Linked DNA regions of Homo sapiens: all the other regions are linked to region 2. The links are chromatin contacts, found by Hi-C or POLR2A ChIA-PET in ENCODE. All regions are on one chromosome and are shown on one strand. Each heading gives the region's core, a stretch centred on a gene start or an enhancer-like site at or near the end of the contact. The rest is flanking DNA. Distances are from core to core; before and after follow the strand shown. Region 1 has its middle 41 kb from the start of LIMD1. Region 2 has its middle 66 kb from the start of XCR1. Region 3 overlaps CCDC12 (coiled-coil domain containing 12).

Region 1 (3,623 bases), core at 920-3,419, 540 kb before region 2:
AGCAGCCAGGGAAAGGCCAGTCCTGTAGGCAGAGGCCTCAGATCCAAGGGTGGGCCCAATGACCTCACTCCAGGCCTCCAGTGCCCTCCCTCAGCCTGTCCACATGAGGGGCTGGAGGCAGCTGTGCAGAGATAATGAGGCCCTGGAGGGGAGGTGGTGACCAGGACTGCTGGAACCCAATGCCCCATGACTCATCTCCCTGTGCCTTAAGCCCTGAACTTGAATTTCAGTTCTTATTCAGCCTCTGGAAGAGCACACCTAAGACAGACACCCTGTATACAGGGGCCATGGGCTGCAATCTCCCGACATTACAACAATAATATCTATCATTTCTGAGGACTAATTATGGGCCAGGCCCTGTTCTAAGTGCTTTGCCACATAAGGAGCCTTGCCCAAGACCACACACAAGAAGGTGGCAGAGCCGTGATCCCACTCTGCTCCACCTCGCTGGTTCCCAAAGACCTTTATGCAAACCAGCCCTTGAACCTCCTGAATTTTCCCAGATGGTCCTTATTTATAGCTTTCTCTCCAGTTGTTCCCCAAATGCCCTAGAGCCTGCCAAAACCACACTTCCTCATGTGTATCTGTGAACGTTGGCTCGCTGTGGGCACACACCTGGTTGAATGCATCCCTGAAGTTCTGAGGCACCCAATTCAGCATGTGGGGTCGGCTCTCTCTCAGCCTGGGACTGACGGCTCCCAGGGAGCCATCACCCCTGGCAGACAGAGCCTCCTTTGGACACCATCCCTGGGACCTAGAAGCCAGGAAGCCATCCTTGCTCAACTCCACCTACTGTGAGGAAAATCCCATGGCAGAGGGGAGAGGGGAGACCTGTTCTAGACCTCCCCGATGATAAGCACTCCTTGGCATCTCAGCAGCCCCATCTGTGTCTTCCGCAGATCATCTTTTCCACAAACAATAGAAGAGCCCCATCTGGGATTAATTGAGGAGGGTTCAGCCCTGGTCCCATCCAAGGGAGGCCTCACCTACCACATCTGCTGCTGCATACTCATGGCTGCCTTCAGAACTCAGAGGAGAACTAGATCTTAGGGGAGGGGTTCCCCTTCCTCAGGCACTGTCGCGGGGGTGTAGAAAGGAATAATGTGTCCTTTACACTGTGAGATCCATAGAGGAAGCAGGCACCCAAAGATTGATGCCATTCATTGGGTCTGGTTTGTCAATCATCAAGGCCAGACTGGGCCAGAGGGGCTTTGTCAGGTGGACTCAGAGAGAGACTCACTTGTCAGTGCACAAGAGGGCAGCCACTGCACAGACATAGGCTGAGAGCTGCGAAGAGGGAACCTAAAGCAAGTGTCGCCAGATATCCCCATTATTAGTTATCAGCTAACTCTTAGTTTTCAGTTAACATCATAGTTTCCAGGAAATATTTTAGTTTTCTATTAATATTTTAATTAACTACTAGCATCAGAGTCATCAGCAAATATCTAAGTCATCAGTAAACATCTTAGGTGTCAGTTTCCTCTGAGTGAATGTAGTAGACCTCTTAGTCATCATTTACTTCATTATTACCAGTTATGCACTAATAATTAGTGGTCTGCTAATATCTCGTCTACCAATCATCTTCAGCAATAAACATGCTTTAATTATCAGCTGATAATTAATGTAGCCATAACAAATAAACCCCCAAATGTCAGTGGTCTGACCCAGCAAACTTTATTTCTCTTTCCCATGAGTCTAATCCTCTAGAGAAGGGAACAGGGGAGGAGGTTCTGTTCCGTTCAGTTCCAGCTTGACGGAGGGTTCGTGCAGACTACACAGTCTTCAGCTCTTGGCTTTCATGGTTGCCCCTGACATCAAATCCAGCCCGCAGATAAGGGGGAGAGAGGTGGAGTGTCACAGTGGCTTTGGCCAGGTCTGGAAACAGTGTACATCACTTCTGCCCACTTCCTCTTGGCCAGAATTCAGTCACGTGCCTCAGCCAATTGCTAGGGGCTGGGTAGCCACTTCCCAGCAGCAACTCTGCAGGAGGGAAGGGGGGCCTGATCTTGGAGGGCAGCTGGCTGCCTCTGCCACATGGACAATCTTTGTTTTCGAATTGTTGCTTGTCAGTGTACACCTAAGTTACCTTCTAAGTATCTCAGGTGTCTGCTAACCACCTTGTTTTGCAGCTACTCCTGAGTCACAGCTGTTTGGCTTCTAAATCTGTGACAGCTGCTGTGAGTCTAAAATAGCAGAGCAATCACAGACTCTTGTTGCCTGCCAAACTGGGATGGTGCCTGCCCCTTGCTCGAGACTTTGCATGGAGATGTGTGAAGTCACGGACGTGCTTTGTGCCATTTTATAAAATACCGGGTTTACTCCGAGGGTTTGTTTATTGGTCCCCAATTCTCCCCACCTTCCTTCTTCTGTGAGGCTAACACATTGGTTTGTGAGACAGTTTGGAGTATTTTGTTTTAGGGGGTGTCAGGACATTTTGAAAGGTAGAGAAAGTCAGGCTTCCCAGATGCCCTGCAGGAAACCTGGGAAATTCTCCAGATTCCTGCTCCTAAAAGGTCATGGCTGCTCATTCAGGGTGGAAATGTGACACTTCCCCAGAAGCCTCACTGTGCTCTGGTCTAGGAGACTCACACCTCACCCCAACACACACACACACCCCACCCCACCCCCCCCACACACTACATACACCATACACCACCTACACCACACCACACACATGCACACGTATACACCACATACCACACATTCATACACACCACACAGCTGAGGGCCTGCTTTGGGGGAAGGTAATTTATTTTTGCCTGACAGAAGAACGTGCCTCACACCATGTGGCTGTGGAGGTGGAGAGGGCAACGTAGTCTTGAGAGTTCATCAGAGTCACAGCTGTTAGGGAAGTGCCTGGGCCTGGGGCCAAGGTGGACAGTGAAACAGGAAGGCTGCCCCCATTTCCACATGTGCTCACATGGGGCTCCCCCACCTGAGGCCTCCAACTACAGGTGCACCCCTCCCCTGACAGCACCCACCTCTGGTGGGAGTCTTCTGTATGATTAATAAAAAGCGTAGTAATAATAATCATATGTAATGGCCATGGTATATTGAGTGTTACTTTTTTTTTTTTTTTAGACAAGGTCTCACTCTGTCACCCAGGCTGGAGTACAGTGTCATGACACTGCAGCCTCAACTTGCCAGGCTCAAGTCATCCTCCTGCCTCAGCCTCCCTAATAGCTGGGACCGTAGGCATGCACAAGCACACCCAGCTAATTTTTTTTGATTGTTTGTACAGACAGGGACCTACTCCCTTTGTGCCACAGATTGAGCTTGACAGATGGCCCAGAGGGTGAGGGGGCTTTCAGGAACTTGTCTGGGCTCTATTGTTTATGAACCATGAGATCTTTGCAGGCTCCTTAACCTTTCTGTGCCTCTGTTTCCTCCTCTGTGAAATGGAGAGAATGGCTCCAACCTCTGCCTTGTGAGGGTGCACTGAAGCAATGTGTGTGTAACAGGCTCCGGACAGCGCAGGGCGCACAGTGAGTGCACTACTCTTCGGTCATCCAGCACTCTTAGGAGGACGTGTTTCATCCCATGGAATCCTCACCAGCCATGTGTGAGGAGTGCTCACTTTACAGATGAGGAAACAGGCTTGGCAATATCAGGTAACCTGCCTG
Region 2 (4,054 bases), core at 77-2,576:
TTCTTGGTACTCTTGTCACTCTCAGTTGCTGCTCAGGGCTGGAGTCCTCTCTGCTTCCAAAATTTCACGCTGATGGCTATAGCCTTGTAACCCACTGTTGTCCCAGGTGCCTTCTCACCTGCTGCTTATCCTCCTGGATTTCAGAGAATCACTACTCCTGGAGTCTTCTTTGTTGAGTGCTGAATTCTGCCCCTCTTAGCATATGTCTGGTTGGGCCCAAGTGCTATATGCTCATCTGTTTTTTTGTCTATTACTGTCTTAATCTGTTTTGTGCTTTTATAACAGAATACCACAGACTGGGTAACTTATAATGAACAGAAATTTATTGGCTCATAATTCCAGAGCCTGGGAAGTCCAAATCAAGTCATCTGGTGAGTGTCTTCTTGCTGTGTCATTGCAAAGTAGAAGGTATCACGTGGCAGAAGGCATCATATGGTGGAAGGGAAAAAAGAGAATGAACCCATTCCCTTGAGCCTGTTTTTCAGAGGCATTAATCAATTCATGTGAGCCGAGCCCCCATGATTAAAGACGTTACTTCAGGCCCTACCTCCCTACAGTGTTGCACTGGGGGTTAAATTTTAACATGACTTTTGGAAGAGACAAACATTCAAACCACAGCAGTTATTGAACTATGCAGATTCCAGACACCTAAACTTTCCTGCTGGAGTAGACTTCCTCCTTGCACCTGCAGCTAGACAGATGAAGCCTGCCACTCCCACGGTTCCCTTTGTGTCTTTGTGAGGGAGTCTTCTTGCAGATCATCCTGGTAGACCTTGGGGGAAAGTGCTTGGTTTGGGAGGTGCAACATCCCATAATTACCCCTGCAATGTCTAAACCTTCACAGAACAAAGAATCATCACTAATGTTTCACAATGCACAAGGCTCCTTTGTATGCACTCAAGGTTCATGTTTTATCTTATTTTACCCCTGCTGTTTGGAGAGTGAGGTCCCATGGGGATTTTGAAAGCAACACAAGTTGTTCCTGTCTCCAATAAGTGTTTGAATGAAGTAACAGGTGTGCATAAATAAATATAGTTAGAAAAAGTTAATATCTTCTCACTGAGACATGTGCTTATGTTTGGTTAAGGTCTCTGTTTTCATCCTCATCATCTCTTTGTGGCTCTAAACAATTCTCTTGCATTTGAAAACATTACCTGCTTGCTAATAAATGTTTTTATTTAGGACAGAATTCATTCTGAGCCTTGCTCCTGGGGTAACTTGGATTGAGATAGCAGGGGAGTGGGTGAGTTTCCACTCTTATCTGATGGTGGCAGCTGATAGTAACCAAAAGGAACTTTGTGGTTGTGCATGACCAAATTGTCTTAGGTCAGTTTCAACACCTGGGCAGTAGGAAGCGCACATGCATAAATAAGCAGTGAGAATTTGCTACATATTTTAATAGAGGGACCCAGGGAAAGCTAACCTCACACATAATGTGTCTCGCAAACCCCTTGAAACCTTCCCTGGGCTATGGCAGTGCCTCCCCTCTTCTTCCCTGGCCTTTCCCACAGCACCCAGCTCTGATCCTTGTTTCTACTTCATGCTATGGAAAATCTCTTTCCTTCCACAGAAAATATGGGAACAGCCCAAAGTCCAGGCTGGAAGCTCCCTTTGACTCTTTGAGAAGTGGGCTTCTCAAAGGCCCTTTTTCCTCAAAGAAATCCTCATGCCAGCAGCTACAAAGGTATTTCCTTGATAGTCTTTGCAATGACCATGAAAATACTGATCATTGGAAGGGAAACATGATGGTTCAAGGTTCTTGATAAAGAGTTAGGCATTGTAAATTCTGACCTCCTTGCATTTCCTCATGGTAGTTTTGGGGTGTTGTTCAGATGGATGGAGGGCTGTCAGGCTTGGTTTGCTTCCGGGTCTCTCTAGCCTTCTTATTGTGACAGCCAAAACCATACTCATGGTCCTTCCTGCTGGATTCTGGATGGCTCACCTCCATGGAGGTCCTCTCATTGCTCTGGTTCCAATCTTGTGCTCCAGTTCTGGCTGCTAGGCCTTTGCCTCACTTCCTGGGTCTTCTCTCTCTTCCTCATGGAAATCTGCTCATTCCCTAGTCTCTCTAGAATGGGCCCTGCCTTAGACCCAAAACCCTTTCCCCACCTATTTGGGGGCTGGCTTCCTGACTTAGTGGTTGTGACCCTGAGACATGACGGATGATAGATCTTTCTGATGAAAACTGTCTTCCCCAACCCACACACACACTGAGCTTACAAGGGCACCTTCTACTTCCCAATTTGATCTTGTACAATTGGGAGGTTCTTTTTGGTTAATAAAAGCAGCCACCATTGTAGTAGGTGTTTAGGGCCAGCTCCTCCTCACAGCCTCACTGCAGGTTACCATAAAAGCAAGTCTCAGACTGAATTCTTCCCCCCAAAACAGACATTTATTAGCAAGCAGGCTCACATCAGTCACCTCCTGAGTGTGATAAAGTCCAGCATCTCTGTTCTTTAGGAGGTTCCAACGAGATCTTGCATGAAAGAGAGGTTCAGTTAAGGCAAATATCACAACAGTCTAGTAGTAGGATTGGTGAACCATCTAGTCAGACTGAGGTTGGCCCGCATTCTCCTGAACCAGAAGCTGACACAAATGTCGTGGGTGACATTCCTAAGTAGGGAGGAAGAAAGGCCCATTAGATTCGAATGGCCTGTTCATGTAAGTTTGTGGAGTTTCTTGCTGTGGAGTTTCATGCTTCACTGATGAAAACTCATGTCCATGTTCATTATATTAATGAACAAAACTGCTGGCACTAATCAGAGAAGAAGACAGCTGAAGCACTTGTGGGTGTCCGTCTGGGGTATGGCCTTCCGATTACACTCTAATTACCACCCTGGAGTTGTCTTGATTAGGGCAACTGGCTTCCTCTGGAGTGAAGATTTAAAAGGCTACACCCACACTTAGATTACATTTTCAGTGCCAATATATTTTTAAGTAAATTGCAGATATCATAGTACCAGGGTACTTCAGCCCCTATATTAACAGTAATGAACACATTTCTTTGGTTTACAACATGTTATTTCATGATTTCAGCTCCTTGCAAAGTAAGTCCCCTAAAGTATTTCTAAGCAGCCCCAGGCATCTTACAGAGACTGGCCAATAGTTCCATTTAGCACAGCCCTTGCTTCATCCCTTAACCACTTCCAGCTCCCTTTGCAATGGGCATTCATTGCTTGGCTTGCCTACAACAGCCTTCCCATTCTGGGGGAAAGCTGCTTTTTCACCAATCCAACCATCCCTGTGGTGTGAGGATGAACACACGATCTGCCTGGGCCAATCACAGTGGCCTCATCCCTTTGGCCAAAGCAATTGGCCAGGAATGGGCAAGTGGGCCCACAAAGCCAATCACGAGCCTTCTCTGGGATTTTTTTCCACCTGGAGCTGGTGAGGATGCTGATTCTCCTCCCTGCCATTGTTGGTTCAGAGCTGCCTGCAGGCATGGCTTTGACTTTGTGGGGACAGCTGGACTGAGAGAATGAGTCCAATATGCAGAGAGAATCAGAGACATAGGTTGTTATGGACTGAATGTTTGTGTCCCTCACCCCAAATTCATATGTTCAAGTCCTAACCTCCTATGTGATAGTATTTGGAAGGTGGGGACTTTGGGAGGTAATTGGGTTTAGATGAAGTCATGATGGGATTAGTGCCCTTAAAAGAAGAGGAAGAGGACACACTGAAACTCTCTCTTCAAGTGTGCACACACAAAGAATTGTCATAGGAACACATACTGAGATGCTGGCCATCTGCAAGCCAGGAAGGGGGACATCACTAGAACCAAATCCGTCTCCACCTTGATCTTGGACTTCCCAGCCTCCAGAGCTGTGAAATAGATGCCTATTGTTTAAGCCACCCTGTCTATAGTAACTTGTCATAGCAACCCAAGCTGACGAAGATGTAGGTGAAGAAAGAGGAAGTCCTGGCAATATTCAAATCTTCGAATCCAGTTGTCCTTGGGTTTAGCTGCACCTCTGTACTCTGTGTGATTTGGTTACACAGCCCACAGATTCCCTTTTTTGCTAAAGCTGGTTTGAGTTGAGTTTCTTTCTTTCTT
Region 3 (3,823 bases), core at 1-2,500, 830 kb after region 2:
CAGAGGCCCTGTCTACTCTGTTGGAGTACGGTTCTCTTCCAGAGCTGGGCCAAGGACGCCTAGGGAGCATTCACAGGGTGTCTCTCCTGGATCATCCCATTTGACAGATAAGGGGACTGGAGGTCAGAGAGACTGTACCCTTTTCATAGGATCACACAGCAGTGGCTGCACATCTTAGCTCAAGGCAATGTATAACTCCCAGCCAGGGCTAAAGCTCCTAGGCTGAGTGATTCCCAAAAGAGAAGGCCAGTGGTCACCCACAAATTCCCCAAGTCTGGCCCCTCTTCAGAGCCTTCCTGCCCTGGGGCTCATGCCATGGAATACGCCTCAACTACTTAGAGAAAAGCATCTGGGTGTGCTGGGCCAGGGGCATGTGGCAGTGAGGAGTGACATGTGGACAGAGAAGCAGGTGCTGGAGGGCTCCAGAGGGGCGTGGCTGCCTACAGCTGTGGGAATGTGGAGGGGAGACACTCCAGGAGGAGGTGGCGCCTGGGCCTGCAATGACGCGGACAGGGTCAAGGCACAAAGCACACGAGAGGCTGACTCAGCTCCAAGACTGTTGAGAGTGGCCAGTGAGGGCTGTGAAAATAGGCATGACCATGTGCAAGGCTGGGAAGGCCACAGTCCACCAGGACAGCAGTGAGAACTGAACAGCCCCAAAGGCCTCCATGAAGAGAGAGGAGCCACAAGGGGCCAGAATCTCCCGGCAGGAGCTGCGGCTAGCTACTATGTTTTTATGTTCTTCCTGCCTCAGTCTTTTCAGGCAGGGGTGGCTGAACCAAGAACTCACTGGGGTCCTCTCTGGCTCAGGGGCTCATCAAATCCTAGCCCCACACACACAGAAGCAGGCTCCCAGGAAAATGTGTCCCTGGTAACTCCACAGGGCGGCAGGGCGAGAGGTCCTGGGGGCTGCAGGGTCTAAGAAAGGCAAGGCAGAGGCAGTGGGACAGACCCCTAGCCCCAGGGGATGCAGGAGTGGCCCCTCAGATGCTGGCCAGGTGAGACTAGGCCGCAGGTCCTCCTCCTTCCCCAGTACCTCTTTCGGTTCTTGACCAGTGGTCCCTCAGAAAAGTCCTGGGCCTCTAAGGCAGGAAACAATTTCCCAACAGGCCTCCCACAGTCTGCCATCTCCCAAGCCCTCTGTCTGGACCAGGTAAAAGTGCTGCTGACTTCCTCAGGCCCTGCAAAAGCAAGCTTTCCCAGAGGCAGGGGTGTCTGTGGCTACACAGCTAGCAAGCGGCAGTGCTTTGGACTCAGGGGCTTTCAGATGCTATTCACTCTCCTATTTAAGGGCTCCACCTGCTTCCTGCCCCCAGCTTACTTACCATCTCCTTCCTTCCTGCCAGGGCCCCTGAGCCTGGAGCCTTGGGGCTGGGCTGAACCACTGCGGGCGATGGGGCAGTACCAGCATAGCCTGTGTGGAGGAAGCCCACCTGCACTCCCAGAAGGCCCAGAGATACCCCACCCCGTCCCCCATCCTTGAACACCTGCCTCGGGCCTGGAGGTACATGTCAGGTCACAGAGGTACAGGGAGACAAAGTGGGGCATGACTGGGTGCAAAGGCTTTCGTTCACAACAGGGTGGGGAGAAATGAGGAAGAGAAACTGGGTGTGGGAAGAAAACTGCAGGGATTAGTAAGAAAAAAAACTGTCGCTTTCAGAAACGGTCTCCAGGGTTCTGTGAGAAATCAGAAGGAGAGAGGAGAGGCCACAGGGAACTGTACCCAGAACTCACAGCAGCAACACGCACCCATGCCTCCAGACCCACCCACTGCCCGAGGCTTCAGAAGGCCAACTGGAGGAGTGAACCAGAAGCAAGAGGCGGGAGCAGAGCCTTGCGCCCACTGTGCCCTGCCACCCCCAGAGCGGAGCACTGGCCAAGCAGCCAAGAACATCTAGATCCCGACCACCATGGGAAGGTCTCATTCTGGGCCTCAGTTTCCACATTTAGAAACATTACGGCTGTGCTGGGTGCATCCAGCTCTATCAAGCTGGGTCCACGCCCTCCCCAGACTCACTCTTGGAGGGTTAATCTGATGTGCAGCCACTGTTGTGTGATCGCGTGAAAATGGTGCAGTCTCTGACCTCCAGTCCCCTTAGCGTGGAGAGCTAAGAGACTTCCCCTCCCTAATGCCCACTTAACTGCCCACCCCCGGAATTCCACCACTACCAAAGGACAGGAGTCTCTGGGAGAGGTCAAGGAGCATGGGGGGGTTCAGCTTGGGGACCTGGCCTTTCCAACACAGGCCCAAGATTTAACCTCCCTTATAAAAGCAGGTGGATCACTTTAGGTCAGGAGTTTGAGCCCAGCCTGGCCAACAGGGCGAAACCCGGTCTCTACTAAAAATACAAAAATTAGGTGGGTATGGTGCCACATGCCTGTAATCTCAGCTATTCAGGAGGCTGAAGCAGGAGAATCGCTTGAACTGAGGAGGCAGAGGTTGCAGTGAGCTGAGATCGCACCACTGCACTCCAGCCTAGGCTGCAGACTGTCTCAAAAAAAAAAAATGTATATATATGTATTTTAAATGGCTTTAGAGAAGTACCAAGACAGCAAGGATTTCAGGGGCTGCAATCATGGAGATAAGGGAAGTACAACAAAGTGAGCCTGACATCACGTCCCTCTTTCCCCTTAAAGCATGTCTATTTACATGCAGCAGCTGAAAAGCTGAGAGACTGAGCAGAGCTTCCCATTAGGTTGATGCAAAAATAACTGTGGTTTTTGCCATTGAACATAGTGGCAGAAACCACAATTACTTTTGCACCAACCTCATATAATCTCATGGGCCTGGAGAGAAAAAAAAAAGTGTGTTTAAGCAGAAACTAAAACAGACTACTGACTTCTCAACTGCAACTATGGAAACCATAAGACCATGAAATGGTATCTCAGAAGTGTGGACAAAATAAATGTCACACAAAATTCTAAATCTAGTTAAGAAGCCTTCAAGAGAAAGACTTTTTCAGACAAAGAAAGGTTAGGAGAATCAGTTATCAGTGAATCCGTTATTCAAGAAATACTAAAAGGAATACTTTAGGCTAGAGGAAAATGATCTCAGACGGAAACATGGAATTGCAGGGAAAAAATAAAATGCCTCAGAAAGGGTAAATACAATGGCTTGTGTCTGTAATCCCAGCTACTTCGGAGGCTAAGGCAAGAGGATTGCTTGAGCCAGGCGTTCAAGGCTGCAGAGAGCTATGATCACACTCTGCACTCCAGCCTAGGTGACAAAGCAAGACCCTGTCTCAAAAAAAAAGCAGGGGGAAAAGAGAATTTAAATGAATATTGACTGTATAAAAGAGTAATAACAACTTATAGTATTTAAAATATAGCAACAATAGTGTAAAAGGCAGAGTGGCAAATAGCCTTAAAGTGTTCTAAGGTCCTAAGCACTGTAGAGGAAATGGTAAAAATACTACTATTTTCTATTAGACTTTGATAAGTTAAGGATGTATGTTGTTATGCCTGTGGAAATCACTAAAAGAAAGGGAAAACAGCATACAATTAACAAGTTAACAGAGGAAGAAAGTGGAATAATTAAAAACAAAAAAATCCAAAAGGAGACAAGAATGGAGATAAAAAAGGAAAGTCAAGAAACAAATAGTAGGACAACAGGTTCACACACAAAGCAGGTCCAGGCTGCTATCCTAGGAGCTCCCATAGCCTTACAGTGTCCGGGGCCACCACAGCTCTTGGAGACTGGGCAGGGTGTGACGAGATGGTGCCAGCCAGAGCAGTAGGGCAGGCCAACACCTAACACCTTGTCAGCTGGCCAGGAAATACTGAAGCAGCCTGCACTCACCAGCAGTCACTGGCATCTGGAAGC

What was found. A loop is a pair of places that touch in the nucleus more often than their neighbours do. ChIA-PET counts read pairs that join two places held with the same protein, here RNA polymerase II (POLR2A). Pooled maps may share reads with other maps.
Region 1: a loop to region 2 is called in a map with no recorded cell type, with 4 times the contacts of the local background. The contact joins two enhancer-like sites. A Hi-C loop is called at or near these places in 5 of 37 single-sample maps with no recorded cell type and 3 of 50 pooled maps. POLR2A ChIA-PET finds 5 or more read pairs at or near these places in 1 of 52 experiments (WTC11).
Region 3: a loop to region 2 is called in a pooled map, with 8 times the contacts of the local background. The contact joins two enhancer-like sites. A Hi-C loop is called at or near these places in 5 of 37 single-sample maps with no recorded cell type and 4 of 50 pooled maps. POLR2A ChIA-PET finds 5 or more read pairs at or near these places in 1 of 52 experiments (BJ).

What each region holds. Positions count from the first base shown.
Region 1 is chr3:45,551,687-45,555,309 of GRCh38, forward strand. No RefSeq gene overlaps it. Among named protein-coding and RNA genes, the nearest start is that of LIMD1, 41 kb to the right of the region's middle. RefSeq lists enhancers at 1-736, 1,789-1,888, 3,149-3,198. Within about 2 kb of position 2,170, at least 23 of the 41 ENCODE cell types and tissues checked have a DNase peak (open chromatin) inside an H3K27ac peak, as active enhancers do.
Region 2 is chr3:46,091,570-46,095,623 of GRCh38, forward strand. No RefSeq gene overlaps it. Among named protein-coding and RNA genes, the nearest start is that of XCR1, 66 kb to the left of the region's middle. Within about 2 kb of position 1,327, at least 5 of the 41 ENCODE cell types and tissues checked have a DNase peak (open chromatin) inside an H3K27ac peak, as active enhancers do.
Region 3 is chr3:46,925,746-46,929,568 of GRCh38, forward strand. The region is part of intron 2 of CCDC12 (coiled-coil domain containing 12); the gene reads right to left. Among named protein-coding and RNA genes, the nearest start is that of CCDC12, 49 kb to the right of the region's middle. RefSeq lists an enhancer at 1,481-1,860. Within about 2 kb of position 1,251, at least 22 of the 41 ENCODE cell types and tissues checked have a DNase peak (open chromatin) inside an H3K27ac peak, as active enhancers do.